2 separate regions of the Homo sapiens genome follow, and region 1 is linked to region 2. Evidence: chromatin loops called from intact Hi-C (ENCODE). Cell type or tissue: CD4-positive, alpha-beta T cell. All regions are shown on one strand. Each heading gives the region's core, and the rest is flanking DNA. Links, peaks and the distances in the headings are about the cores only.

Evidence for each region. Peaks named below come from ENCODE experiments on the same cell type or tissue, not always from the same donor. Only the 100,000 strongest peaks of a DNase experiment are listed, where the experiment ranks them.
Region 1: it touches region 2 in a loop (24-fold over the local background); 3 of 110 quality-filtered maps call a loop at or near these places.

The regions. Positions count from the first base shown.
Region 1 is chr13:30,150,179-30,166,004 of GRCh38, reverse strand. It overlaps LINC00385 (long intergenic non-protein coding RNA 385), which reads right to left and starts at 12,243. Exons shown (of 2, transcript NR_187533.1): 1 at 11,108-12,243. LINC00384 (long intergenic non-protein coding RNA 384) reads left to right here and starts at 12,931. Exons shown (of 2, transcript NR_138041.1): 1 at 12,931-12,971; 2 at 13,856-14,119. RefSeq lists enhancers at 6,200-6,609, 11,547-12,746. In CD4-positive, alpha-beta T cell, for the core only: CTCF peaks have their summits at 6,862 and 7,061 (motif pointing right); DNase peaks (open chromatin) are centred at 6,294 and 7,054.
Region 2 is chr13:29,762,979-29,778,804 of GRCh38, reverse strand. UBL3 (ubiquitin like 3) reads left to right here. Exons shown (of 5, transcript NM_007106.4): 2 at 1,542-1,650; 3 at 6,607-6,693; 4 at 11,110-11,187; 5 at 11,498-14,434. The coding sequence ends at 11,550. Among named protein-coding and RNA genes, the nearest start is that of UBL3, 80 kb to the left of the region's middle. In CD4-positive, alpha-beta T cell, for the core only: CTCF peaks have their summits at 7,196 and 7,403; a DNase peak (open chromatin) is centred at 7,424.

The DNA of each region.
Region 1 (15,826 bases), core at 2,859-10,858, 390 kb before region 2:
CCTGGTGACTGGCCCTCTGCTCTCCCAGAGGGACACCATCTTTTTAATCATTTGCCGCATACGGTTGGCTCAACCCAACCAAGCTTTTCTCTGCGCATCTTGTTGCTGCAATCTGTGGTTATAGTTCTTAAAGAAGAGGATGTGTTTTTCTATCCCCAAGGAATGAAGATTTCCACTTGGCATTGTTTTCCACCATCGTGTTTTTGTTGTTGTTGTAGAAATGGAGCAGAAAATCACTGCTGTTCTTTTATTGCCCAACTGTCCATGCCACTTCCAGTCCTCGGGAAGAAAATTGTTTTTGCAGATTTTATTCAGACATTTGGGTTACTCTTTACTGAAATCTTCACCATTCTTTCCTCTGACCAACTCATAATTCTGTGATGGAAAAAAAACCCCACTATTTTCATATCAGTGAAAAACCATCTGCTATTGTCTCCTTTCATTATTTTGCAAGCCATCACTTTGTCACAGGATATTTGTGAAACAGATGAAATGTTTATGCATATGTCATGCAACTTTACATTTTTAAAAAATTATTCCTGAGCTTTACCTATGTAGCAAACACAATGCTTATAGATAGTACTTCCTTCAATCTTCACAGCAACCAGGTGAGGAAACTTGTTTTTAATCCGATTTTATTAATGAGGCAACTGAAGCCAGAGAACTTGAATATCTTGCCGAAGGCCACACACAAGCTCAGCAGTGAGTGCTCTTCACAATGGCATCTGCTGCCCCTCATGAGATCAACTGCACCTCACAGCAAGAAGCTCTTATTTTCCAAGTTTGTGCATTTTGCATACCAATCACAATTTGAACCAAAATACTTCATGCTTCATTTTTGCCAAAGAGTTTAACACAGTGCATGTCAACTCCTAAAGAGATGCTGCACAGACTCATGCAACCAATTACACTAAGAGTAACAGGTTTGTGTAGGATGGTAAGGCTTAGAACTCCTTTTAAATGGTTTATTTTTCAAACCTGTAGCCCTGATTTAGAGCAAGCATTTTGTACCACTTGAAAGTTTTTGATTATACAACAACCAAAGAGTTATAAAATTTGAGCTATAGTAGCATGACAGGTTAACTCCAGCCAAGAGGCTCAGGTGAAAGAAAGACATGGTGGCAATGAGGAATTTCCATTAAATCTTAATTTCTTTCAGACTCCTAGCAGATACCCTCTCTAGAAGAGGGGGAGTTGGTCAAAAATGTCTTAAACTCATTTGGCAGATATTGGGAGCACCTGCTTACTAAGGTTCTAGGTTGAATGATTAGGGATAGATTTTGACAACGTGCTTGACTTGGTCATAGACTTACATAGTTACACTGGACAAGTCACAGAGACATTTTAAGGGATAAGCAAGATATAAATAGAAGTTCTGTTTTGTCCCGTGACCTGCAGGATCCTCTTGGTTGTCCCTGGGATGCAAGCGCCCTGCCGTGGGACCACTGCCTTCATGGTCACCACTTCCATCTCACTGATTCTTGTTTTTTCTAGGCTCTGGGAATCCACCTGCTCTTCAGATTGACACATTCTTTCGTTAGATATAAATACCTTCAATCAGATTACGGTGACGTCTCCGGGCCTTGGAGCCATTCTCTCTCTCTAAGCAGACTCTCTGCATCCTGACTGATTTACGGTTTGCCTCAGCAATCGGATTTCCTCCAGTTCTAAGCCCTCCAGGGCACATGTCAATCTCCTGTTAGGCTTGCAGCCTGCACTTTCCGTTTGCCTCCCAAGCTTTCCTCTGTGAAACCCTGTTCATTCTTCTCATGCATAATTTCCATTTCCCCACAGAGGCCGTAAACTCCACGAGGATATAGATTAATCTAAAATCTGTCTGTTTTCCTAGTGCCAAGTATGGTGCTTAGGAACAGCAGGGATTTCTTAAAGTTTGCTGATATTAGAACTTTCCACATCGACACGTGGTCAAATAGAAAACTCACAACTCATAATTGCTTCAGATCTTATAAATTCAAGTCTTGCAATTAAGCATAAAGGTAAATAGAATTCTAATACAATTTTTAAAAAAGACTTTTGCGTTAATAGCCTTCCTAGTTGCCCTTCTGGAAACTCCTCAGGAAGGAAAACATGTAAACGTCCTGACATGTGCCTGAGCTGAACTTTGCTCATTGATGGCTGGCCACAGTGTTTTAGTTCTTCCAAAAACTCCTCCTTTTGGTTTATTTGCCAACAGACTTCAGCTTCTTGAGCAAAGTGGCCTCCAGCCTCAACCTTAGCCTGGAGTTGCTGGAATTGGCCCTGAGGTGTTGCCAGACCTGACATTGAAAGAAGAGCAAAGGCAAGGCTGGAAGGATCTTAGAGAAGTTTCCACACTGAAGAGGTTACAAGAAAGAGGAAGCTCCCATAGTTCCTGCCCACAGGGAGACACACTCATAGTTAATGAGCATCTGTTATGTGCCAGGCACTGTTCTAGTATCTCTTCTAGTATCTAGTATCTCTAGTATTTTTCTCTATATCACAGAGCTGGTAGGTGTGTGGTGGAGCCAGAATTGGAACCCAGGTCCATCGGACTCGGAAAGACCAGGGCTTCATCTAGCATCTCCTGCTAGGCCTGGGGATTCCAGAAAATGGCCCATTTTTTAGCATCTTTCCTTGACTCTTCTACCTCTATCAGAAAGTGTCTTTGCCCTGTTTTCCTGGTAGCGTTCCTTTCTGATTAAGGTGGACTGGCAGTACGAAGGTTGTGATTAGTGATCGTGGGCCCACATCCCTCTCTGGCAACCTAGGTACATTCGACGCAGGTTTCTTAGGGCTACGCATAACACAACTGTGACAGAAGATATTTGAGGGCAGGCTAGCCTGTGCGGCTGATATAGTTTGGATGTTTTTCCCCTCAAAATCTCATGTTAAAATGTGATCCCCAATGTTGGAGGTGGGGCCTGGTGGGAGGTGTTTGGGTCATGGGGTGGATTCCTCATGAAAGGCTTGATGCCGTCCTCGGTAATGAGTGAGTTCTTGTTCTGTTAGTTCACCTGACAGCTGGTTGTTGAAAGGAGCCTGGCACCGCCCCACGTCTCTCTCTTGTCCCCCTGTTACCATGTGACATGCCTGCTCCGTCTTCACCTTCCATCATGATTGTAAGCTTCCTGAGGCCTCACCAGAAGCTGAGCAGATGCCAGTGCCATGCATGTACACAGCCTGCAGAACCATGAGCCAAATAAACGTCTTTTCTTTCTAAATTACCCAGCCTCAATATTCCTTTATAGCAATGCAAAACAGACTCACCAGGGGCTTTCTCAGATCACGTCACATAAACGGCCGTCTCTTGCGGCACACTTCTAGGCCTGTTGGGGTTTGTCAGGTTTAAGTCCTGGCAACAGTGGGAGACTAATTATGGATAATTACACTCTCCGCAGTCCTTACCTCGGGCTACATTGTAAAGACCACCAATGCACATAAGAACTGATTCTATTTGTTGCTTAATTAGAATGGAGGAGCAGTGAGCTGTTTTAAGAGAAATGTGTCTCTCCTTGTGCCGGCCCTTCCTTCAAGTTTAATTGAGATGTTTAGAGTTGTCGGTGCTTTTGAACATGATCTCAGTAAACTTTGCTCATTGATGGCTGGCCACAGTGTTTTATTTCTTCCCAAAACTCCTCCTTTTGGTTTATTTGCCAACAGACTTCAGCTTCTTGAGCAAAGTTACTGATGAGGGTTTTGCCCAAGAAGCCAAAGTCTGTTGGCAAACAAACCAAAAGGAGAAGATTTTTGTCTGTTTGTTTTTTTGACAGAGTCTTGCTCTGCTGTCCAGGCTGGAGTGCAATGGCATGATCTCAGCTCACTGCAACCTCTACCTCCCAGGTTCAAGTGATTCTCCTGCCTTAGCCTCCCAGGTAGCCGGGATTACAGGCACACACTACCATGCCTGGCTAATTTTTTATATTTTTAGTAGAGACAGGGTTTTGCCATGTTGGCCAGGGCTAGTCTCGAACTGCTGACCTCAGCAGATCCGACTTGCCTCAGCCTCCCAAAGTGCTGGGATTATAGGTGTGAGCCACCACACCCAGATGGAGTTTTAATACTGTACAAAATTGCACTCCTCTTCACCGAAGTGGGTTCAGGCGTCGTGTCATCCTATGTGTATCCTGTCCTCTGGTCTTTCTAAGCCATGGAAAAGTAGTCTCTCTGCTCTTTGAGCCCCATTCAACTTCAAAATGCAACAGAAATTTCAACAAGGTAGTACCTTTGTGTGTGCAGAGCCCCATTGTAGGTTCAGTGATGGGACAGGTGGAAGGTGCTATCTCTAATGGTGACAAATGACAGGCTGCCCACATTCTGAACACTCGATGCTTTTGAAATGTCCTTACTTCATTTACTTTTTTTTTTTGAGACAGAGTCTCGCTCTGTCATCTAGTCTGGAGTGCAATGGCGCGATCTTGGCTCACTGCAACCTCCGCCTCCTGGGTTCAAGTGATTCTCTGTGCCTTAGCCTCCTGAGTAGCTGGGATTACAGGTACCTGCCACCACGCCTGGCTAATTTTTGTATTTTTAGTAGAGATGGGGTTTTGCCATGTTGGCCAGGCTGGTCTCGAACTCCCAACCTCAGGTGATCCACCCACCTCTGCCTCCCAAAGTGCTGGGGTTACAGGTGTGAGCCACTGTGCCCAGCCTCATGGATGTCAATGAGGAAGGCATTGCTATCCCCATTTTACAGATAAGAAAGCTGGTCGGGTGTGGTGGCTCACACCTGTAATCCCAGCACTTTGGGAGGCTGAGGCAGGTGGATCGCCTGAGGCCAGGAGTTCGAGACCAGCCTGACCAATATAGCGAAACTCTGTCTCTACTAAAAATACAAAAATTAGCCGGGTGTGGTGGCATGCGCCTGTAGTCTCAGCTACTCGGGAGGCTGAGACAGGAGAATGGCATGAACCCGGGAGAACTGCTTGAATCTGGGAGGCGGAGGTTGCAGGGGAGACTCCGTCTCAAAAAAAAAAAAAAAAAACCTGAGGGTCAGAGAGCCTGAGTTACATGGTTGTTAGTGAAAGAGCCAGGATTTGAAGTCAGGCCTGGCCCCAAAGCTCATGCTCTTTCCACAGCCTTTGAACTCAGGTGACTGTGTGGCCTTCAGTGCTGATGGGCATGGGGTTGGGGATGATGGCTGGTGGCCTTTATTGCACGGCCATTGCGCATTAATCCTAGATTGACATACAACTCCTTGCCAAATCTGAGGAGTTTATTTGTAGTTCTTTCAACCTATCTCTGTATTGGGAGCTATAGTTTTGTTCTCTTCTCAATTGATGTTCTCTTCTCATCTAGCTCCCAGTCAGTAAACCCTGTCAGGTGTGTTTTAGGGTCTGACAGACATGGGCAACTTCACTTTCCTGTACCAGATGGTAATTTTGTTCATTTTACTCCAACGAGATGGGAATTAGAGGACATAAAAGACCAGCCAATAGGTTTCATGTTCCTTTTTATTTTTCCCCACTACAATGCAATGTCAAGTACTATCCAGGTCATACCTGCATGGCGGGATTCTTCGATGAGCCAAGCAGTCCTGGGCCCCAGAGCTGGGGCTGATCCTGTAGAGATGAGGGTGGACACGTCAGATTTACTCATGCATCTCAGCCCAGTCTTTGCAAGAACAGTTCCAGCCCGTTCTAGCAAAAGAGAGAGAGAGTGTGTGTATGTGTGTGTGTGTGTGTGTGTGTGTGTGTGTGTGTGACCTTTTCCCCAGGGAAGAATTGTAGGTCCCTAGTAACATCTCATCATAACTTTATTTTATCTTAATCAGCCACAGGGATGAGTTTCTCTCCAATTCACTGATAGAGACATTGTCAAAAGAGCAAATATAAATGATTCCTTTTCTTTTGAGACGGAGTCTCGCTCTGTTGCCCAGACTGGAGTGCAGTGGCATGATCTTGGCTCACTGCAACCTCCACCTCCCAGGTTCAAGCAATTCTCCTGCCTCAGCCTCCAAAGTAGCGGGGATTACAGGTGCCTGCTACCACGCCTGGCTAATTTTTGTATTTTCAGTAGAGACGGGGTTTCATCATGTTGGCCAGGCTGGTCTCGAACTCCTGACCTCAGGTGATCTGCCCGCCTCAGCCTCCCAAAGTGCTGGGATTACAAGCGTGAGCCACTGTGGCCAGCAATATAAATGATTCCTAAAGAGGAATGGGGGAATCTTCAAGCACGGATTTGCTGGTATAGTATTTCTTCTCCCTTGATGCAGAGACATCACTCCTCCCTTGTGAAGAGCCCATAGTCTTGGCTTGTTGATCTCATTGGCTTCCCAAGAGAAGGATGAATCATTATGCGGTGGTGTCAGGGTGACTCCAGCCACATGGGGGGATTCCCCTGACTGAAGTGCTTCCCACAGAATGTGAAGATCTTAGGCTTTCTGCTTTTCTCATGTTACAAAGGAAGAAACAGAGACCCTCGAGGTGGCAGGATGAGTCAACGTCACAGGGTGAGCAGGAGAGCCAGGACAGGCCCCTGGCAGGGCACTGAGCTCCTCTGGTGGGCCTTTGACCTCCCAGCAGGAAAATATCAACAGCCCTGTTTGTTCCATGTCCTCTGGGGACGTTTGTGAGAAAAGTCCATGCAGCTCTACACAAAAGCACAGAGCAGTGCTCTTTAAAAGAAGTGTTGTTCTAAAATAAAGATCTTCTAGGAAACTGCATCTCCAAAAGACAGTGTGGGGTGGTAGGAAGAGCGCTGGATGGAGGTCAGACCGTTTTGTCCTGTTTTCACCATGAATCATTTGCATGACCTTGGGGAAGTCATTTTACCTCCGGGGACTTTGGTTTATAAAATGAAGCAGTTGAGCTCGATGGGGTGGTTTTCCAATTTATCTGATGGTGGAGCAACTTCTGAAATTCCCCAATGGTGGAAAACTTTTCTTAGGAACCCAGTATATAAAACAGATAAAACGGGAGCTGCACTTGTTGAAGATCGGGTGAACACAGGGCCAGGAATCCACTCACTCTGGGCACCTTCCCAAACCCCAGACTTCCCAGGGACCCACAGGGCTCCACACAGTGCCGGAGTCGCTGCAGGCCTCCCTCACACACTGCCATATTTCTTACCAGGAGATGGCTCTCTTACCTCATTTCCAAACTGTACTACTTGGAGGAAAAGTTATTGATCAAACTAGTTTGTGGTCTTGCTGAGGAAAAATGCCTTCTGAACTCAGCTGGAGGAAACCACCAGGCAATGTGCCCTCATTGACCCTGCCCTGTGGTTTATAACAATGGGCCACCAGCATCCATGACTGGAGACCCTCCTCCCATTCTGCCATTCTGCCTCCTGAAGAATGCACTCCTAGACTAGCATGGAAGACATGGATCTTTTCTACCCCCAACATCCCAATGAGACCATCCTTAAATCAATGAAGCATAGCACTAAGGTCTGAATGTTTGTGCCTCTACCCCAATTCATATGCAAAATCCTAACCCCCCAGGTGATGGTATCAGCAGATGGGGCCTTTTGAGAGGTGATCAGGTCATGAGGACAGAGCCCTCATGAATGGGACTAGTACCCTTAGAAAAGAGACTGCAGAGAGCTAGCCAGTGCATACCACCATGTGAGGACACATGGAAGGTGTCATCTATGAGGAAGAGGCCCTCACCAGACACTGCTAGTGGCTTGATCTTGGACTTCCCAGCCTCTGGAACTGTGGGAAACAAATGTTTGTTGTTTATAAGCTGCCTCATTTATGGTATTTTTGTTATGCCAGCCCAAATGAAGAAAACAGAATATTTTTTTCTGTTTCAGAAAAAAATTTTCTGAATTTTTTTTCTGTTTCAGGAAAACAGAATAATTTTTAAAATACCTAAATGAGCATTAAAGTAAAATAGGAACAGTCACTTCCAAGATGGTTGGCTACAGTGTTCTTCTCCAACTAACCCTCCCCTTGAGAACAACTAGAAAACTGCATAAAATATTTTCGAAACTCTGCTGAGGGTATCAGAGTGCTCCCAGGGCAGTGAGGACTTGAGGAACCAAAATCAAGAGGAGAAGGGGATCACAGAGAGGGTGCCGGACATTCAGGTCCACTTTCCCTGCTGAAGCATTTGCCAATTCAGAGTGTCGGTGGAGGGGCTGAGAAGCTGAGTAGAACTTTGGGCAGTCTCACAGGGCTGGGGAAACACACCTCAGTGTTCAGGCCCTGCTGTGCAGGAGGCGGCCAGGCAAGCACTCCAGACTTTCAGGTGGGGCAGCGGACGGGATATCCCCAGGCAAAACGCTGAACCAGAAATAGACCCATCTTCACAAAGACCGAAACCAGCTTTGAATCAGCTCATCCAGTCTGGCTTAAGACAATCTGCCCCTGGCCTAAATGCCTGCCAAAAGCAAAAGTAAATCCTCTGCAGGCAGGCGGATAACATCATCTAGTATCTCAGATTATATCAATGATGTTGTATTTAGAATATCTGGTATTCAAAACAGAGAGATAGGTGTGAGACCCAGTTTGGGAACTGGCCCGGGGGTCTGGTTCAGCATATGATTTCTCATGAGGTGGGCAGTTCTTTGCAGAGGGGCCCATGTGATGGTGCTAACAGTGTTAGCTGCGGTGCAGAGGATGGTGTGAGCTGTGCACACTCTCTCATCTTCTCCAAACAACAGCTCGGGTGTCGCTGTTGTGATCTTTCTCATTTCACAGGTGAGAACACAGGCTGGGGGGTCTGACTTATGTCTATCTGACTACATAGCCTGCTTCTCCGCAGGGGCTCTTATTTGTGAATGTTGTGGGGTGACGGGCTCAAGGAAGATACTCACTCTGCGACTTAGCTTCAGGGCCTGGCTTAAGACTTGTTAAAGGAAACACTCATTTATCGGACGTCACATGCAGACAGCTCCTGGGTCTAAGAGGTACAGAGCACCACATCTGCAGGGGCGGCATGTCATACCACTTGGCTGGAGCTCCAGTGTCAACTTGCTGACGGCTGCTAATGCTGAGCAACGGTTGCCCGAACGTGGGACTGAATTCCTCCTCATCTCCTGGGAGGCCGGCATGGAAGGTGAAGCAGATGCCTTCACACCTCTGGGACCATGGACTGGGGGCCCTGCAGTGGGTTTCCCAGGCACGCCCTCAGGGAGTCCAAGCAGAAACCTGGAGCCCCGAGAAAGCTCTCTTGGGAAGTCACTGGGAGCTGCAGGATGTTCTTAGCAAGCACCTCATTCAGAGGGTTTTGAATTGGGCTCCTTGGGCCCTGGAAGTTCTTTGGAGCAATGCGGGGTGGGGCGGGGGAAAGGGGACAGGAGGGCTCGGCCCTGCCCAGCCCCGGATAAGCAGTATGTTTCACCCTGATCTGCTTTTTACATTGATGTTACACATAAGATTTTATTGTTTAAAATGTTTAACTTTTTTTTAATTTAAAAAAAGAGTCCAACTCTTTTTTTAAAAAGCTGCAAGATGGCCTTTCTGATCTAAGCTTATTGGAGAGATGAATATCTCAGGCCCAGTGAGGGTAGCTGATGTCTCCACACACAGAGACAATGGCAGAGCCATGAGCGTGGTTTTTCCCGACGACTTCCCCTGCCCTGAGTCAGGCCTGTAAAGACGGTACTAAAATATACACTGGATGATGTGTGTTGATGCTGAGCCTAGAAGACACGCCAGATTGTCCTCTACCCCAGACAGAAAGTAGTGACAGCCAGGCTCCAGAGGCAGGTATGGGCCAGCTAGTTATGACGGTGTTTTAATAGCAGGGCAGGGTTAAGGTCAGGAAGTTCTCTTCCTCTGAAATAGCTGGCCCCACAGCACAATGCCTGCCGGTCTGATGCCTAGGTCCAAGGCAAGAGGCGGCTTCCTCTTGGCCAGGACCCGCCTGGTCCTCAGCCTCCTTCGCTCTTCCCTTCCCTGAACCCCTTCCCAGAGTGGGGTTGGGGCAGGGGTCACCGACAGAGCCTCTTCTAGTTCTTATTTCCCCTTCCAGAGCCCTCCTCAGAACTCACCGGTGACTGTCAACAAAATGCCCCTAATTTAACTTTGGGAGTAATGAATCAATCTGGGTAAAATACCTATGCATTTTAGGAAGAAGAGAGAGCATTTCGGTGTCTCCTCCATCTTCTGTGAGTCAGGGCCTGCTCAGGTGGCCAGAGCAGGCACCTCAAGGAGAAATGCCTCAGCCCGTGTGGAGGTCACAAATTCCAAAAACATTCTTCTCCCCACAACTTTTTCCCCTTTAATGACACTTGCTATAAATTGCCAGATACTTTAAGTACTTAGGGCTGACTGCTTTTCCTCTTCCCAGCCACCACCCCTTCTGAGGGCAGCCCCGTGTCTTCTCTTCATTTCCATCCCAGCACACCAGCCTGCCACCCGGGCACCACCTTGGATGCTTCAGTCTCCTCACTCCCCACTTCCAGTGTATCGCCCACTCAGAAGTCCTTCTTGAGTCCTTTCCCTCTCCTCCACCCTCCTACCAGGGCTTTAGCTCAGGGGCACCCTCTTTTGCCAGCACACGCCCCTCTCCAGATTGACTGGCAGGTGCCCCCTCCATGGGGCAGAGGTAGATCACCAAGCTCTCATTTGGGCCACGGGCTGGCCTCCCAGCACCTCTGCATCGATGCTCATCCGTTCTGCCCATCACGAGGATACTGACTTCCCCTCCTGTGTGCTGGTATCACGCTTTGCCAGCATACACGACGGCAGAGGACACAGACCTGGACATGACTTCCTGGGTCATATAGACCAACTGGGGAGACCAGCAGCAGCCAGGGAGAAACACACCTGTGCTTTCTCCCTGTGCTCCATCCTCTAGATCAGGAGGCCGGGGTGTCCTTGAGGAGGAGGGAGGCTCAGAGGGCTGAAGGGGACAATTCAGCCAGGTGGCGAGGGGAGGGGAGATGCCAAAGGTCTGGAGGTGCTCATGTGCCCTGCCTGCAGGGGGAGGCGGGGTGAGTGGAGCACAATGGGCGGGGGGAGCCTGGTGAGGGCTGACACTGGCGAGGACCTGCGGGAGCTGGTGTGGGATCTGGAACAATCCAGCGTGAGGCCCAGGGTATGGACTTGGGGTCCGACTGCCTAGGTCCAAATCCGGGCTCTATCCCTCACTAGTCTGTGATTGGGCCAGAGCCTTCACCTCCCTGGACCTCCGTTTCCTCACTGTAAAGTGGGACGGTGTGATAATAGACATCTTACCTTCAGAGTTGTGTGGGGAGAAGGAATGAACTGCGGAAAGCCTCTAGCAGACGGCCCACTGAACCGTGAGCGCGGTCCTGCTGACTGAGGGGCTCTGCGCAGCCTCACGGCCTCGCTGCGCTCTCAAGGCCGCTCGTGGTTGTGTGGAGATCACAGCAATGGGGGCGAGAGTGGACGCCGGAGTGCAGGTGGGGCTGGTGCAGACCTCCAGGTGCGGGTAACGGGGACTGGCCCGGGGTGGTGACGGGGGAGATGCAGGGAATGGGCAGACAGGAGAGATACTTGGGGCAAGAACAAACAGGACTTGCTGATGGAGTCGGTATGGGGTGGGGGTGCAATAAGGGACATTGACCCTCAGGTGTGTGGGCTTGGAAACTAGGAGCGTGACGAGATTGTGCATCTGAGAAGTTTCTCTGACTTGCCCAAGGTCACACAAGGTGTAGGTGGCAGAGCTGGGGTTGTTCTGACAACGAGGTGCGGTTCTTTCCTCTGCACAAGCCGGCTTCCTGGGATCGTGGCTCTTCTGGGGAGAGGGACCTTGGAGAGCGCCTGCCTTCGGGCAGGAGAATCTCCACTGGACGAGAGAGAATCTGGAGGTCAGGTGGTTTTCTGGAACGCACATAGCCAGGGAGGGGGAAGCAGGCAGGGGCTGCATCTGGCTGCCTGGGGTGGGCAGGCACTCTCTGTTCCATGCCACACAGAGAGTCCCCAAGGCCTTTCTGAAAAGCTCTTCCCAGCCCTTCCGTGATAAACAACCTGCTGTCCCCGGCTCCGGGCGGGAAGAATCTAAGGGGAGACGCTCCTCCGTTAGTCACGCAAGCTTGCCTGGGTGGTTAGCACAATGAAGCCGTCAAGCCACTAGGCAGGAAGGGCGGGAGCTGGCGTTTCAAGCACCGCTGCCCACCCGAGGGATGTGCAGGGTAGCAACAGCCCACGCCGGCGGTGGGGAGCAGCCTGGTCACCCACAGGAGCTTGTGAGGCCCGAGGAGTGTCCGTGTGGCAAGGCCCCTGCCCCAGCTTTTCATTTATGAAACAGAGCGTGACCTCCAGAACTCACTGGGGTTCTGTATGACGGAGCTCCCCGCGTTGGGCAAGCAGGGTGACCCCGTCCTCCATCATGGCTCTCTCACTGTGACGCCGACCCTCGGTCCCCACGCTCGGCTTGCAGTAGAACGTTTCCTCTCTCCAGGTTGTCATGACAATTTTCACTGAGAAGCTGTTTCTGTAGAGGGAGCAAAAAAAGAAACAGGGGGAAATGCTTATTAAAGCCAGGCCTAGTGAGTCTGAGGATTTCAGTGGTGTCTTTACATTCTCAGTGGCTTCTGAAGAAAAAGTGGAATTTCTGTCCTCTACACCAGCTGGCTGCTAGGAACTTTGCTGTTATATAGAGGCAATGCATGAAGTCCAGAATCCATTACATTATACTAATTATAGTAATAATGATAATAACAATTAAATGTGAGCCTTCAAAGGCAGGTCCCCTCCGGCAGAATCCATTAAGGAGAATGGGTGTAATTATTCGGGCAGTGGAGGCACAGTGCAATTTTAGGGGTGGTCAGTGTTATCCTGATAACAATCCCATTCTCTCCTCCTTCGTCACTGGCCATCTGGCCTTCCAGTGTCTTCTCCCCAGATCTCAACCATCTGTCCATCAATGTCTCACTAATTATTGCAAACAATTCTGTGTAAAATGAGAAGAAAGTAAAGGTTAACTTTCCCATTTTACAGATTAGTCATTGTCTTCCTGAACAAACAGTGAGGAAACCCAGGGGAGGTGACCCCTCAGTGAATGTATCCTACAGAAGAGCCGGATCTGGAACTCTGCTTGAGCAAGCCAGTGTAAAAATTACAACAGCTTACTGAGGTTTCTATTTTTCCTTATTTTTCTCTCTGCACTAAACAAACACACATTCATTGTGGTAAATCTGAAATACATAGAAAAGCCTAAAAGAAAAATCACCCCAAATCTTAATGTCTGGGATTAAACCTAATACCGAGGAATACCTTGTCCACCCAAGCTTGGTGGCTGATGTGAGTCAGGTCAGGAGGGATTGGGAGGTACAGTTCTGTCTTCACGCCCCCCTCCTGGAAGGCTGCAGACTTCTGGAGCTGCATCCATACCCATACAGCTCTAGAACCTCCGCCTGTGTGGGGTTGCGTGTCAAACACTGGAGCTTCTGGAGCTGCCTGGGCTTTGGCTCATTAGAACTCAGGGATGAAGTAGAAACTGTAGGTCCCTGCTGAAGAGCATCCAGTCTTTCCATTCATCCGTTGAGCATGCACCAAGGCATTGAGAGGATAGAGATGATGTTGTGAGGATACAGATAGAGATATAAAGAAGCTGTAGTCCTTATCTTTAAGCAGCTTGCAGACTAACTTGGGAAACAGATGCTTGAATGAACTAGTAAAACTGTGCTCAGCAATGCGCTTCATTTTACGGATGAGCAGAGGGAGGCAGAAATGCAACGTGGTTGTTAGGGTCTGAGTGCAGCAAGTCCCCATTTCAAGATCAAATTTCAGGTGATAGACAACCTCCAAGGTACCCCCCAATGACCCTTGATTTTTGCACCTCATATGGTCTCTTCCCACGCTGCATCAGGGTTGGTCTGTGAGGCCAGCTGATGTGGCAGAGCTGATGATATGTGACTTCCAAGGCTGGGCAGGAAAGGCATTGAGGCTTCCACCTTGTTTTGTGGATCACTTGTTCAGAGGGAAGTCAGCCAAAATATTCTGTGAATTCTCAAATAGCCCTGTGCAGAAGCTGATATTGAGAGCATGGAGGCTTCCTGCTAAAGGCCAGCATCAGCTTGTCAGCCACACAGGTGAGGCTGGGAGAGGATCCTCAGTCCTGATCAAGACTTCAGATGAGATCACAGCCCTGGCTGACATCTGACTGCAACTTCATGAGAGACCCTGAGCCACAGCCCCCAGCCCAGCCACTCCTGAATTTCTGGTCCACAGAAACTGTAAGAGATGTAAATAAATTATTATTGCTGCTTTTAAGCCACTAAATTTTAGGATGATTTGTTATGTAGTATTTGACAAAAAATACAGTATCTCTAGTTTCTCTCCCCCACATACACAGTGTTCATTTTGTGCCGTACACCAGGCTAAGGGATTTGCATTTGTAATCTGATTTAATCCTCACAACAGTAAGGCGGTAATGCCTATGAGGTGAGTATCAGTCTTATTTCCATCTGACAGATGAGGGTGCGAGGACGTAGAGAGGGGAAGGAGTTTGCTCAAGGTCAGGCAGCTATAAACTGGCAGTGCCTGCATTTGAAGTCAATGCTGCCTGACCCCAAAGCCCAAGCTCTTAACCACAACAGGTCTTGTGTTTTCTTGTAAATGCTCAGCCTAGGAAATATTTGTTGATGTTATATGCCACAGACACTGCCAGAGCCTGAGATACGCACCTGTCCCATGGTGCTGAGGGTGGGCTCTGGCAACATCATCGTAGCTAGTGGCCTCTCATTGAAGGCCCCAGGCCCCCTTCCTCATATCAGACCCTGCCTCCTTTCTCCAGATTCCAGGCTGCTGACTCCTTGGGTCTCTTTCCTCCACTGCTCCCTGACTGGCAGCAAAGAGACACAGGGTCTCAGCTGTCCCCAAAGACACACCCACAGGCCCTGTCTGTGGGAAGAGTTTTCTTGGTCACTGCCAGAGAACATGCTGGGAAAATGAAAATAAGCAACAGTGGAGAAGTCGTAAAGGTCACAGAAGCCCATAATGTTTCTGGAGTCCTGGTCCTTCACACAACATTTGTTACAAATCTGCCTTGTGCCAGGCACTTTTCTGGGCAGGCGGCGCAGATCGGCGAAGAAAGCAGACAGTGGTCCCACCTTGAGGGAGTTTAAATGGAGAGAGAGGGCAGTCAACAGTCATCTAAATTCGACAGGCTGCTCAGGGGAGAGTGCTGTGGAGGACAGGAAGGCGAGCCGAATGAAAGCGGCTGCGTGTGCTGGTGAGGCAGGACAGGCTGGGCATTGATCAAGGGGCTCATACAGAGGGCGAAGGGGTTGGTAGAGTGACTGACTGTCCCTGCTTGCCCAGGACTGAGGGGCTATGGGAGTTTTCATGTTAAAACCTAGAAAATCCTGGGCTGAGACAAAGCAGCCATGCTAAAAGTTGGTCAAGCAGATACTGGGGAAGATTGCCCAGGGAAACCGCTAGATCAGCCAGGGTTGATTTTGGCCCTGGGGGACATTTGGCAACATCTGGAGACATTTTTGGCTGCAAACCTTGGTGAGGGTTGGGGGTGCTATTGGCATCTGGCGGGCAGAGACCAGAGATGATGCTAAACTTTCTACAGTACACAGGACAGCCTTCTCCAATAAAGAATTCATTATTTGGCCCCAAATATCCAAGTTGACATATCTTGAGCTAGATTCTTGGTCTTTCATTCCTGATTCACTTCTGAAATTTCATTTGCCTTTTGCTTTCCCTTTCTTCTCCTGGGGGAGGAATATTTCTCTGGTCACACCTGAAGATAAAGGCCTTACTCCTCTTCCTTCAGAAAGTGCCTCCTCTCCAAATACCTCAGCACGGGGATGTGAAATGCAAACCCAGACAGACCAGCAGGGCCCTGCCTGCTGGGTGCTGTCCCCATCTCCCTGTGCCTCCAGCCCAGCCACTGCTAGTTCATCTTTCCAGTGAAAATCCTGTAGGTTCTCTCAGTGTCTGGCCACTCAGCAGCCCCTCCAATCTCTCCAGGAGGCT
Region 2 (15,826 bases), core at 3,759-11,758:
CATTTTTATAGGGGAGATATTTTATAACTTTCAACAAAATTTTCAAATAATAAATTATCAAATTGGTGAGGTGCTGGGAGTGACATTGGCCATGGTGGTAGTAAACATAGTAAATCAGTGACTGCTGTAATAGGCACCAATTTATTCATTGTAGACTCTGACATCTTAAAGATTTTCTGGTATTTTTAATAAGAAAAAAAATTAGTAACTAAAAAGGAGAGCTTGGGTAACCTGGGACCTGGCACAATTCAAACTGGTGCAATGAGGTTCTCTGTTCTTTATATATAAAGAAACTAGGCTAGATGGCCTTACCAGGGCACAGCTCTGGACTGGACCCAACTTTTAGTAGGATCTTACTTACTCTTTTAACAAAGGCCAGGAGTAATAGGAACAACACTTGTATTTCTGTGACTTACAGGGAAATACATAGATATGGTGTTTTTTAAAAATAATATTAAATTAATTACAACAGATAAAAATTAAACATTTGGGAAATACATTAACAATGGTATAAGCAAATATATATTGACTTGGAAATGTGAAGCCAGTAGATCTCAAACACTTTAATTCTGTTATCCCCCTTAGGGTTATCACTGAGGTTGAATTTATATCCTTTGTCCCATGTGTCCTACCTTACTCCCCCTAAAAAATATATGGTCATGCAGTTGGGGCTAAAAGAGCTACTATTATTGATTCTTTCTTTAACCATGATAAAGTTCTTTAAAATTAAAGTTTCTTGGCTGGGCACAGTGGCTCACACCTGTAATCCCAGCAGTTCGAGAGGCTAAGGTGGGCAGATCACTTGAGGTCAGGAGTTCAAGACCAGCCTGGCCAACATAGTGAAACCTCATCTCTACTAAAAACACAAAAATTAGCTGGGCGTGGTGGTGAGCACCTGTAATCCCAGCTACTTGGGAGGCTGAGGCAGGAGAATGGATTGAGCTTGGGAGGCCGAGGTTGCAGTGAGCCAAGATTGTACCACTACACTCCAGCCTGGGTGACAGAGCAGAGACTCTGTCTCAAAAAAACATACATAGTTTATTGTTAATTCGTCTAGGTTTTAATAATTTTCATAGGAAAAAAACTTGTATATAGTTTATTTTCTTTTAATTATATTTTTTAAGAAGTAGAATATCAACTAAATTTTTTTTCTGTTTAGTGACGAGACCTGCAGTGTCAACATTTTTATTAATTTTTGGGTAAAAATGTATATTCTATAATAATAGTGATAACTTGCAAAAGTTCAATTCTGAACATTGTTGGAGTGATTAAATTTAAAAGTGTAATGAATTTTGGTTTTCCTTTGTTCATTTATTATGGCAAATATGTCTGACACACACACACACCCTTTAAATAATAGGAAATAAAATCAAATATCAAATTCCCATTCTTTTTAAAAAAGTTTTATAGAATTTAAATAAAAACCACAATATGGCATTGGTAATAATTTAGGATGTGATTGAAATGAAAAGCCTTTGAGTCTTCTTTTTTACTTAAAAAATTTTTAGATTTATGTTAAAAGAATCATTGTCTTCTTTCAGATAAATTTGCGCCTCATTTTGGTAAGCGGAAAAACAAAAGAGTTCCTGTTTTCTCCTAACGATTCTGCTTCTGACATTGCAAAGCATGTATATGACAATTGGCCAATGGGTGAGTGATATTTTTCTCTTGAGTATGAATAATGTTGATTCTTATGCCCTACCTTGTCTCACAAACATTTTGAAACTGTTATATAACATTTAAAAGAACAACCGAAAATTGAGAGTATAAGGCTCAGATTTAGAGGATCATTGTACCCTTCCTTATCTTGCTCTTCAGCAGTCTCATTCCCAAATGGTAAAGGAGCCCAGAATGCAATGGCTCTGCTTCTGTCTTAGAACTGTTTTAACGTAAGTGAAAAAAATTTTTTTTTTTTTTTTTTTTTTTTTTTTTTTTGAGATGGAGTCTCGCTATGTCGCCAGGCTGGAGTGCAGTGGCGTGATCTTAGCTCACCGCAACCTCTGCCTCCCGGGCTCAAGTGATTCCCCTACCTCAGCCTCCCGAGTAGCTGGGACTTCAGGCACGTGCCACCACACCCAGCTAATTTTTGTATTTTTGGTAGAAACAGGGTTTCACCATGTCGGCCAGGATGGTCTCGATCTCTTGACCTTGTGATCCACCCACCTCGGCCTCCCAAAGTGTTAGGATTACAGGCGTGAGCCACCGTGCCTAGCCAAAAAATATTTTTAATAAAGAAAAATGCAGCCAGGGATGGTGGCTCATACCTGTAATCCCAGCACTTTGGGAGACCAAAGCAGGAGGATTGCTTGAAGCTAGGAGTGTGAGACCAGCCTGTGCAACATAGCAAGATGTCATCACTGCTAAAAATTTAAAAATTAGCCAGGCATGGTAGCACATGCCTGTAGTCCCAGCTACTTGGGAGGCTGAGGCAGGAGGATCACTTGAGGCCAGGAATTTGAGGCTGCCATGAGCAATTATCACACCACTACATTCCTGCCTGAGCAACAGAGCAAGACCCTGTCTCAAAAAAAAAAAAAAAAAAAGAAAGAAAAGAAAAAAAAGAAAAAAAAACACAAAATAGTGAATATACACACACCTTCATATCAGTAAACCTATTTTTACCAAAACACAAAGAGGAAAGAACAACTATTTTTAACAGATAATACATTCTCTGTGGTCTTCTCTAGATAGCCTATTTAAAATTAAGTTTGAAACAAAGTTAACTTCTAATTCATGTCAGTTCTTATGTTCTCTGAACTACTATAAGGTCAAGATAATTAATGTCTGTCTGTGCTTTCCATTTTCAAGCCAGTAACCATAACAATCTTGGAAAATGTGTTTGGTATTTCTTATTTTCTTTGATTTTTTTTTTATATAATAAGACCGTCAGCTGGGCGTGGTGGCTCACGTCTATAATCCCAGGTCTTTGGGAGGCTGAGACAGGCAGATCACTTGAGGTCAAGGAGTTCAAGACCAACCTGGCCAACATGGTGAAACCCCGTCTCTACTAAAAATACAAAATTTAGCTGGGCATGGTGGTGCACCCCTGTAATCCAAGCTACTCAGGAGGCTGAGGCAGGAGAATCTCTTGAACCCGAGAGGCAGAGCTTGCAGTGAGCTGACATTATGCGTCTGTACTCCCGCCTGGGTGACAGAGCAAGACTCTGTCTCAAAAAAAAAATTGCCTCCCTCAAGTGAATTGTTGGTTTATTTTCTTCCTTTGAACTTCCCCAGTGTCATCTTGATCCTTATGTCATGTATCATAGTGATATGATTTTTTTCAGCTGATTTCACTTAATTTTATTAGCAGTAGCAATTTGAACTTTTAAAGGACAAGACTTATTTTGACAAAGAACATAGTATATGTACAAAATGAGTCAATTAGATTAGTGTTTCTCAACCTTAAATAATATACGGAGCTTTTCTAGAGGAAGATAATTCTTGTAGATCTCTAGTTGCTGACTTAAATTATTTTTATTATAATGCGTATTTTAAAATGTAGAAACTTAAACCCAGTTAAAACTCTTTATTCTTCTTAACTCATATACACAATCATAAAACTAAAAAAGATTGATTCAGAAAATGCAAATATAACTCTGAAACCAATAATGTTCAAGTTAACAACATTAATGTGCTAGATGATGTATTTTTGCCAAAGCCAGCTCACTGCTTACAGCATGAATACTGTTGAGTTTGTCATGCCTATGTTCCTACATAGTGTTTGATGACCAGGTTGTCTGTAGAGTCACCATAAAACCTTTATTTATACAGTATAACAAATTGTTACTCAGTTTTCTCATAGGTAGAATGCATCATTTACTTGTTAAGTGAACCCCTGTTCTGATCTCATTAGCCTCCTAACAATTAAAGAAGTACTGACTGCTTGGCACCAGTACAGTCATAAATTTAATGCACACGTGAGTACTAAAACCCCAAGGCTGCACTTGGGTTATAAAGTCACTATTTAAATCATCTAGACAATCTCCTCCAGATTTCATTAAAATGAAAATACAGATTTTCCAGATTTTCATTAAAAAAAAAAATACAATTTAAAACTTCTTGAAGAGGACTTTTAGACCCTAAGGACATGTCTTGGTGGATTCATAGGCCTAAATTTAAGAAATACTGATTTATACAAATACTTTCAACTACTGGATCTTTCTTCACATTAGTAACCAAGCGGCTAGTTTCTAAGTCAGGGAGATACTGAAGCTATAAAGGTTATAGCTAAGAAAGAATTTCAGAAAAGCTAAAGATATTTGGGATCTAAGAATATTGGCTATTCTTTATAGCCAGGCAGGAATAGATAACTATCAGTATGAAAAGCATTTTTAAATACCCAAGAATGATGTTGTTCTAAGTGTGATACAAAAAGATTACCTTTATGAGATTTTTTTTGGGGGGAGCGGTCATAGTAAGTAATAGCTTTTGATATATGGATATTATAGAAAACATAACACAAGGCAGAAAAAGGGTAATCACTCTGAAATTTATTTGGGCAGTATTGTAACTTAAGGTAAAAGAAATACTTTTACTTTCATAATTACTTACTTAGATATTAAAATTAGTTTAAATTCAAGTATAAGTCTTTGCCATAAATAGTATCCCAAATGAACAGACCATCTACCAGTACTGAATATTGATTGTATCAGTGGATGTTCCCTTATTTTCAAAAAAAAGATTTTGATTCCCAGTATTTCCTCAGGTTGCCAAATCTACTCAGCAGTTTTAGACACTGCAAGGAATAAAGAGAAATACTTTAATTTTTATTTTACATAAAATACTTAAATTAAAAATCTAAGTCTATATTGTATCACATAATGTACTAAAGATCAGCAAATTAAATACTTATTGATGTTAATAACAAATGTGTGGCAAATATTAATAGCAGAAAATACTTCGTGCAACATACTTGTTGAAGGAATTAGTTTTCCTTAGCATACCCTTCTGCTATTTAGTGGAAATATTACTAACAGGTGGAATAGTCAGACACATAGCTATTATTGGGTCAAAGGTTCAAAAAAATCTTGTTATACTTAGGATATGTTAATAACACCTGAAATTCTTCATTTAAGCTATATTCTAAGATTTCTCTAAATTTTAGATCCCTGGAGAGGGGAAGGGAGATAGCATATTACACCAGTGAAGTACGTGGAAATCATGACACTCTGTATAAGATAATGAAACATGGGGCTTCAGGTTTCTGCATCTCAAAAAAAAAATTCAAGTATTTTTAGAATATCAGTCTTTGTTTCCTGTGAATTAAACAATTACTGTCATTTACCTTTGTATCTATGGAGCACTTCCATCTTGACCAGAAATATTCTATTAAACAATAATTTTGGAATTGATGAATTCAAAGCAATTCATACTATAGTGTTAGAGACTTATTTGATCTTTCTTCTAGAATAGGAGGGACCTGGGAACAATGGGATCAGAAGGCAACAAAGCCTTACAGGAGACAGAAGAGGGAAGAGACTAAAGGCATGGAGCGGGGGCAGGAAATGACGGATTCATTTCTCCTCTGCTCATTTCTGCTGTGCCTAAGTTACCTATAGGCAGTGGTTTTATCAAATTCACATTCATCATTTTGAATAGTCAAAAAAAGGGCAAAAGAAAAGTCTCTAGTTACTTCCTTTATCTTCTGTCACTCTTTCAGAATACTTTAAACTATTTTTTTGTGTTAACCATTATCTCTTTCTATAGGAAACAAACACATTAGAATTGTTGACAAAAAAGACAAAGGAATTCTCAGATCATTACTAAACTCAAAGCTTAAATTGTTACATCTGCAAGCTCATGAAAATTACTAAACCTTTACCCTATCATAACACTAGTGTCCTTAAACCTTTATTTTAATGGAGTGGTTTCCATCTTTTACAATAATATAAATTATAGGCTGAAGTTAAATATTCTGTTACCCATTCTGCCTACCAGTTTGTCTTATTTTCTTTGTGTGTACACTTTTCTAGCTTTCATGTTTGTACAGTACCTCCAAATATATATAATTTTTTTGGTTTCTTCCAAGTCTTCATTTTGGGTGAGGTGAACTAAAGTTGTATCTTCTCTAATGTTTACTAACTGACTTCAGATAGACAATAAGATAATATATCAACATTATCCAAAAGTAAACAGTTTTTTTGTTATTCTCAATATCAATATATTAACTGTTTTTTAGATCTTTGTTAAGCCTGCTGTTTTCTAGCCTTAAATGTACATTTTAACAGGTACAAATATTGGAGCATTATAATACTATGTGTTAATTACTGGTAATTGAAATTAATTTTAAAATGATATTTCTTTTTACTCAGTAGGTCTTTCCCAACTCATTTGTATTAACTTTAAACTTGGGGACTACAATTTGGTACATTTTAGTATTCTTTAAGAAGCAAAACGAGTCTTTTTGCAGCTCTTGCTACTTAAAAGAATAAGTAATAACCAAGGTTGCGGTAAATGTATGAATAGTGACTGTTTCTAATAGTAGTAGGAAGCTCCAAGGGCCTTCTTTGTACTCTAACTGATTTGGATCTGAATTTTTAAAACAATATAGTAGTACCTTAATTATATGTTGGAATATACCTAACCAGTACACTGGATTCTTTTCAGACTGGGAAGAAGAGCAGGTCAGCAGTCCAAATATTCTACGACTTATTTATCAAGGACGATTTCTACATGGAAATGTCACATTAGGAGGTAACAGCCACCTTTGTAATGGGATTTAATGTCTGTCTCATGGTAGCATGATTCGCTTGTTTTAAATGTTAATGTCTTTGAATTTGCTAAAAAAAATGATAAATTCAAACTATGAATTCTGCCTATTTCTGGTATGCCTACTCCTTCACATTGTATATTCTGTTAAATTTAGTTTTAGGACTGTAGTAAGTATTTACTACCTTGTGAAATAAACTCTATCCCAGTATAGGTAGGATTCTATACCTACTATTTTTTAAATGTAACGTTATTATATTTCCAAATAATATATAATTCAGATGTAGTATTTTAAACTTAAGACTGGACACACAAACTAGGAAAAATTTATGATAGTTTTCAAATATATGAAGGGATGTTTTCAGATGTTTCTACCTGATACAGTTGCTAATCATGTGAGAATAAAGTAGGTGGCTGACATTAGAGCAGCATTTTAGCATAATAGTTGAAAGAACAGATTTTGGAACTAGACTATTTAAGTTATATGTTAGCTGCACTACTTACTGGCTGTGTAAACCTTGGGCAAGTGACTTAACCAACCTGTGTTCCAGTTTCCTCATCAGTAAAATGGAATTACAGTAGTGCCTACCTCATAGGTTAAGAAGGGTAAATTACTTTATATATTCAAAGTGCTTACGTGCATAAATGGTGCTTGGCACATAGTAAACACCTTAATTGTTAGCTATTATTGTTCTTTATATATGATTGGAGAAATGTAGCTCAATATTGCCCCCTTATGGGGTATATTTTCTACCATCAACAGGATTTGATGGTAGTTTTGAAAATAGGTATTTCAAATATATTCAGATAATTGGAAACGTATAGGCAAATGAAATGGTCTATCTAAATATATATTTCACTGAATATAGTCTGAGTTTTTCCTCTAAACCTAATATTTAATCTATTTTTCCTTAAAGGTAGAATATTTGCATTCATTCATTCAGCATGTATTTATTAAATTCTTATGGGCCAACACTGTGCTAAGCACTTGGGAATACAGGATTGAATAAGACAGAAGCTCTCCCTTCAGGTTGCTCTAGTATTACATAGGACAAACAGATAAAATGCACTGGTAAAAATCCTGGGCAATAAGGGCTAAAGTAGATGAATGCAAATGATTTTATGACAATGTCAAGTGAGTAAAACATTTCAGGCTGTAATCTCACACTGAGTTTCACTGGTAGTATTATAACTGGTCTAAAAAATGCTGCTATCTACTAAGAGATATCTGGCACTTTAAAATGGAGCTTTTTTGATTTGTAGCTTTTTTTTTATAGCTTTTGTATAAATAGATGGACCAACTCTTAATGCTCTTCATGTAAGAATTGACTGTTAGCTCCCTGGCTATATTGTACATTCATTAAGGATGGGACCATGTTCTAGTCTTTTTAAAATTCTCCATGGCTCATACAAGATCTTATGTGAATTAAAAATTGGTAAATGTTGGTTGAATTTAATCTATCGATTATATGAGTGAACCTTGAAATGCTCCATTTCCCTTTTGAGTATTGATCTATGTGAGCAATTTCCCACCAACTCCATTCCTTAATTATCTTTTCTGTTGTGACCTCAGAGTTTGAACTTCATATTAAAGCTCATAGAATTTGTGTTAAAATCAAAACTATTGATTTATTCCCACTAAAGTATAATTTTTTACCAGTATTTTTTTGAAATCTGTTTTAGAATAATGAACAGATTGACTTATGTAATTATTATTGTAATTCTGTGTTGCTGTCCTTCTTTTCAAAAACAATAAACTATCTCTAGTGTAGAAGCATGGCCTGGACCTCCGCGTTAATAATTGTAGCTGGATGTTTGAGCAAGTTTGGATAACAACATTCAACTATTTGTCTTTTGGGTCTCAGTTTTTCTTTTTAGCCTCCCTGTGTTCTTCAATGTGAATAATAAAGAAGATAGCACACAGGGAAATACAACCATCTTTAAATATTTGAGTGGCCTGTGTGGAAGAAGGCTTTGTGTGGCCCTAGAACTTGCTCTGTATAGCCCTGTGAATTAGACTTAGGATCAGTAACTGAAAATCAAAGACAGTTTTCTCTTCAATATAGGAAAGAATATGTGAACATGTTGAGCTACCTAAAGAAAGAATAGACTGCCAGGGAAAGTTAGTGAGATCTTGTTATAGGTAGTGGTCAAGCAGTGGATGACCACGAAGTAGTGGGTATACAGCCATGGGTGGAATTCAGCCATTATGCAGACAAAGTAGGAAGCCTGGGCATTCTCTGCCATTCTTGAAATTTTCTGCTTAAGTTTCAGGTTGAAATGTTTGGTTATCAAATGTCTTAAAACATAGCCCTGAATCCCCCCTTTTTAAAATAGAACCTTTATAGCCATATAGAGTTTCATTTCATTAAAGGAAAGGTGTGACAGCAGCCTTGTTAATCGGAGGGTGAAGAAGATGATCAGCTAAAGCTTTGGCATTCAGTATGGCCCAGATTAGCATTTCCAAAAATGTGGCTCTGAAATAGTGGGCATGAGACTCATCTAGGATACTTATTTTAAAATGCAGATTTCTGCATGCCCTCTCTCCCCAACCCCCATCTCCTAATTTTACTAGTGAATTGAATTCCTGGGTGATTTTTATGTACGCTAAAGGTTGAAAACCTCTATTCTGGATATTGTACTGTGTCATAGGAGAGAGCAGAAGCATCCACAGTGAAAGGAAGAAAACGCATTTTAGATTCTGGTATTCCTCTTCTTTCACATTTTTAAATGTTATTAACATCAATACCTACTATTTCTAGTTAAAATTCAGATGGAGAAGAAAAATAATAGCTCCCACGCATTACATTTGTAACTTCAAATGGTAAGCCTCTCAGGAGCTTTCCAGGCCTGTCTTGACATTTTTTACATATATATCTCAGTTTACCTACCTTTTTTCTCAGATTCATTTTCCTTGCTATCTCAAAATGATGATGGTAGTATATACTGAATGCTTTCTTTGTACCAAGTTCTGTGCAAAGCACTTTGCTTGGATTGTTTGATTTAATGGACACAGCTACAAAGGGCAGGTAATGGAATTAGTATCTCCAGTTTAGTTGAGGAAACAGAAGCTTAGAGGGTAAGTAACTTGCTGAGAGTTACACAGTTGGAAGTAGCAGAGATGAAAATTTGTAATCCAGGTCTGTCTTATTAGAGTCAAGAAGACGGGTATGAGAATGATATACAGCTTGGTATGTGTACATTTTAAGTTCAGTTCAAGGTTTGAAATGTTGATCAGGCTTTCCCAACTATTTAGTGAAAATTTTAATAACATAAAGTCTTACTTACATTTTGATTTAAGTCAGGCCTAGGAAGTTATTCTAAAAGCCTCCCTTTTTTCATTATGTATTTATGGGCCATCGTGCTTCATTTGAACATCAGAGGTTAAAAGTGTAGACCAAATAATGGCTGGCCAACTTTAAATGAGATTGGAACTCACCTTGAATATATGAAATAGTACTAGTGTTGAAGATAATTAGGATTCTTTTTAAAATCTGCATGTTAACCATCATCCTATAGAGCAGGTTTTAAAAAGCAGGTAGCTGGAGTGGAGGATCATTATTGCTAAGTGATGATCTTAGGCCTTACTTCAGTTTGTAGTTTTTGAAGAGAGGGTAGTTTGAGGTGTCAGAACTAAAACATAACAACTATAGAAACAGTTCTAGAAGCTAAATATACCAGCTGCTTCTAATTTTATACACAGAGTAACAAAGGGATTTACCATGAAACTCAGTATTTGTATTTGCCTTAGTGGACATGGGTGTGTGTTCTATGTCTGAAATATTTCATGATAAAATTTATTAAATTTATGAGTGAAAAAATGTTATAAAGACTTGATTAGGAAACAGTGATTATTGATAATGCCAAGAAAGTGATTATTTTAACCTAATCTTTTTAAGAAAGTTCTTTTCTAATGGACGAATACAGGGTGAGAATAAATGTTTAAAATCAAGTTTATTTCTTGCATTTCTACATCATAGTAGCCTGTTCAGTGCAGTAATTTTATTAGGCAATAGACAAGTAATTAGATTTAGAAATGAATATCTCTTAATCTAAACTTTTACCTAATATAGAAAAGAGTATTCTTTTAAAAAAAATTTAATCCTTTCTCCTCTAAAGGTGGCCTCTGATATTAGCCAATTACATATTTTTTCTTATATCATCTCTTAATATGGATAAATGTGTCAAGCAAATGGCTATATAACTGCAAAAAATAATTTCTAAATTTTAAATGTTATTTCTGATAATATTAACCTAATTTTGTGAAGGTACTCTGAGTTAAGTTGAATCTGTTAAAGAAGTCATAAAAAAGCAATCAATTTTTAAAATGGTTTTAAATCTGGATAGTGATTTTAATAGGTCGATATATGTGTAACTAATCATCTTTTGCTTTTCACATAGCATTAAAACTTCCTTTTGGCAAAACAACAGTGATGCATTTGGTGGCCAGAGAGACATTACCAGAGCCAAACTCTCAAGGTAAGCCATGCACTGGAAAAGTATCTCAGTTGAGGCACAAAGACAGGCATTCAAAAATGCTAGGTTTTTCTTGGATATGCTGAGGGAAGGGAAGTTTGCATAGTTTATGAATAGAGATTGTCAAGCAAATAACCAGACATTTTTGAAACATGCTAAAATTAAAAGAACATTTATTACAGCTTCTTAATTTTGAAAAATGCAAACATTTTTAAAAACTCAAAACTACTACTTCCTACACTTGATTGCCTAGCCCATTTTCCCCTCCAGTTCTAGAATTTTTATAAACGAGGCTCTTCTTCGTTTTCCCTAGGTCAGAGGAATCGTGAGAAGACTGGAGAGAGTAATTGTTGTGTAATCCTGTAAACACTGTCTGCCTAGTGTGATGTGATATAGTCTTTGTCTTTCATGCTGCTGGGACAGAAAAGACCCGACATTGCTTCAGAAACCGTTCAGAACAGTCTGCCTGTAAACACATGGAACTGAATTACCACATGAACACTGTCATCTTTTCTCATGAAAGTAAAAAGAACCAAGAACATTTTTCACTCTGATTTTTTATTTCTTGTATTTTTTGTTGAGCTGTTTTAACACATATTGGTTTTTGAATGCAGTCAATCTCCAGGGGAAAAGTTAACAAGTTATCTTTCGTAGCAGAAACCATTTTGCTGCCACAAAATTTTCATCATCAGAACTAATAAATCAAGTGTTCCAAATACAATTTGCATTAAAAAGATTGGCATTATTTTCCTCATCAGCAGAATTTATAACAGTGTGTGGTATCTAGAAATACTTATATATACAATTCCACACTGGAAGACACTCAGCAATTAATGAAGTTAATTACTGGGCCAACTTGAGAGGAAAAAATGGAAAAGAAACTAAAATGTTGGGTGAATTCTACCAAAGTCAGCCGTGGTGGCTGCACTGGCACAGAATACTAAACTGAGTGTGACTATTTTCACTGCAACAAATGAAAAAACAAAATGTGCCTGTTTAAAGCACTCAGTAGAGGGCTGATGAAACTAATTTTTTTTCCTTTAAGACATGCACTCTTGAGTCCTACAGTAACTGAGTGTTTGTTTAGACAGCACAAGAAGGGGTGAGAGTGCGTCTCCTAGCCTTAATGTGGGAGGGTAGTTTCAGTCACTCATCGGCTTTCATTATTGTGCAGAAATATTAGAAAACCTCATTGATCAATTTTATGTATTTGAATATCAGCAAATTGAAATTTTCCATAATTATCATTAATTTGTAACCACATCCAGTGTCATGCTTACTCCTTAGAGTTCAGATGAATTCTTAAAATTAAAAAAAAACTCCATAGTACTAATTTTGTTTCTTTATATAGTTTGCGTTTGATATTAGTGCTTGCAATTGTATTAAAGTCAAAAGCTGATTTTTATGGCATACACAAGAATGCCACTTTTTCTTTTATTTCATACCAATAATTTAAAGATTGATATGCTAAAAACAATTTGCACAGCACTAAAGCATGAGCTACTTTCATCTAAACCTGTAAAAATATGAAAGATTTTTATATTTTTTCACTGGGAAGAAATTCTTCCTGGATGAAATTACAAATATGTGTAGAATATATTTAATAAAAGACTTATAAAATACCTAACTACAGGACTTAAAATATAGATTGGCGCGTAGTATACAGAACAATATTCCATATAAATAAGTTTAGCCTTTATAAAAATGAAGTTGCAGGCTGACATTACATTCTGTACTAAGTGTCAACAGCCCTTACAAACATTAAATGTAAATGGTTTCAAATGGTCAGCGTTGTTTAAATGTAATCATGTTATTTTATTCATTGTTAATGCTTTGATGAAAAGGCTTTATATGCAGTAGATCTACGAAAATATTGTTCATACTGATCAGAATTAAATTTGTATAGAGCAGAGTTTTAAAATGAATGTAAATAGCACTAAACGTTTTCTTTCTGCAACCTGTACTTACAGATTCTTCCTGTAAACTAAATAAAAAAAAAATGATAGTGCATTTTGGTGGTAATTTTAAAGGTCTTGATTAGGTCAATAATTGTTTAAGCACCGTCTCATTCATGTTTTCTACTTTCATTTCTTAAGCTTTTAAAATTCATTTAATTAATATTCTGTTGTTGTTTTGGGGAGTATTCCCAATGTATCTTTGATATTTAACCTGGTTAATTTGTGGACAGTCACAACAATGGATAGAATTATGTAGTCTCCGTTATCACTAAAATGTTATCTTCAAGAGATGTTAAATATTTATATGCTTTGTTGACTAGCTGAAATGTGAATTCTGTTAGTGTTGACTAAAGAATCTGGTAGTTGCTTAATTGGGCAATTAAACAATTTATGGCTCTATTTTGTAAAACAAACTACTGGTAATTATTTTTAATACCTATTTTCATTCTGATTACTCTTTTTTTAAGTTAAAGACTATCAGTTAATTAAGATTGAGTTTTTATGATGGTTAAAAATAATTCTCTATTGGTTTTTCAATATATTTTTCTGTGTGTTCTCAGATTATATATTTCCCTCAATTTAGAGTTTGCTAAGTGAAATAAACTGGTTCACTAGTAGAGAAAGAATTACGTCGCTTAATACCTAATATCATAGTTGTACAATATGAAAAAAAAGAATAAAAAGTAGCAGTAAAATTATATACTGAAAACACCAAAAATTTAGATGCCTTAATAGTATATACGTGAAATACTCAGCTGTCCCTTTAAAAATAATTCCTTGGACTGCCTGGTGGTTAAAATACGATTCCTCATATCCAAGGCTACTTTTGAAGATCCCTCTGCCAAAAATATAGCTCACTTATCTAAAGGTGAGAGCTGCATAGATCCAGTAATGTACATAAAGCCTGAATGATGAGCCTATGTCCCTGCCTAACGCTGGTGTCTCACTCATCTCTTTTACCTAAATTGTCCTGAACTTTGTTAAGTGTTCTGGACAAGGCCAAGCTTTTCTTTATTAAAACCTCAGCATGTCTCCCTGATCTGAACTATTTGCTTTCTCTTCAAGATAAGTTGTATTTTACCATGGAAAAATACAGTATCTAACATTACCATTCACGTTAAATGAAGTTTCCTCATAACATTTATCTTTAGTTTTATGAAGTCATCGTGACCAATGTTACAGTAATTTCTGTTAGCTGATTGTGGTAAACAATGTTTAATGTGAAAAGAAATTAAAACTTTCTTCATCTGTTGTAGAATATTTCTCTTCTTTAAAATGGCTTCTATTCATAATTCTGGTGTATTTGCCTATTCTTTATTTCACTACTGTTTATGTCTTTTTTTCTTTCTTCAGTTAATGATACTCTTCAGTAAAAATCAACATTGAGCCAGCCTTTGCTATAGTTTAGCAAAATCAAAGGGAAGTATCAGCCAAAATTTAATATGCCTTCATACCGTTTTTATTTGTAACTTTTTCGAGCATTCCAGTTTGTTTTCCATTTTTGTGTTATAATATGGTCACTTGTTAGCCAAATGGAGTGATTGGGGTGGAGTGATTGGGGTGGGGGAGAAGGCACATGACCTATAATTACAAACACAGCTATAATTGAAACACAGCTGCAGGCTGTGCTGGAGTCTAGGCACAGTTTTTGTGGCCAGGGTAGGGTGGGGTTCTTGGGTGTGAGCAGTGGTAGTTGGGTGTGACTCCTGGCTTACCCTGACCCCCTGCCAGTTGGTGTGTTTCCTTCAGAAGGCAGTGGCTTCTATGAGGCTTTTACACAGGAGGTGGTTGACTTCTGAAAGAGATCATGGATAGAACTAAATGAGAAACACTTAGTTCTTAAATATCAGAGTTTAAAGCAGTACTGAAATGTGAAAACCAATTTCACTTACTACATTATTTTATAGTCTTCGACAGTGATGTCAGATGTTTGTCTTTTAATATTTTTCATATTCCTCTTTTTCAAAATGACAGCTTTCAAGAAATATGGAGTAGGCATAGTAAATTCCCATTTGGGGAAAGGAAATGCCCATCTCTTCCACGTGAGTCAACCAATAAAAAAGGAGTTGGGTAAACACATTTTCTAAAATGGCTCTGGAAGTGGTTTGTTGTTAGAAGTCTTAGAAGAGTCTGGCTGGTTTTAGAATGTAGTAATTACACATTCAAACATTATTTGGTATCTTTTATTTTCTACACATGTTCTTGAAGCTTATTTGATGTAAGGGAAGTCTTACAATGAAGTGGGAGAAACTTTGCTATAGTTAAATAATACAAGGAGGCAGCAGAACCTGGAGGGGAACCGGGACAAGCCGCAGCAGAGTGGGACCCTCAGAATTCTTGTAGGAACATACAGGAAGACATCTGGGAGTTGGCCAGTTCTCAGTTGTCTGCCAGACGAGATAGTTTTTCTTCTTCCCTGCATGCTGGAACCTGTTTCCCCTTATGTCCTTCCTTACCACATGGTTTTCCGTGGGCATCACTCACCTGGGTTCCATTAGGGTGCCACTCCCCCAGTGTTTCTCAGGAGCATTTTTTTTTAAGTCTGATAATTTTAACACATCTACATTTTGACTGATGCTGTTCGTCAGTCCTCAGAGTTCAGAAAACCACAAGAATAGCTGGGCTTTGGAGTCAAGCCTGACTTTGTTCTGGGTGATTTTGAAGAAGTTACTTAATATCTGAGC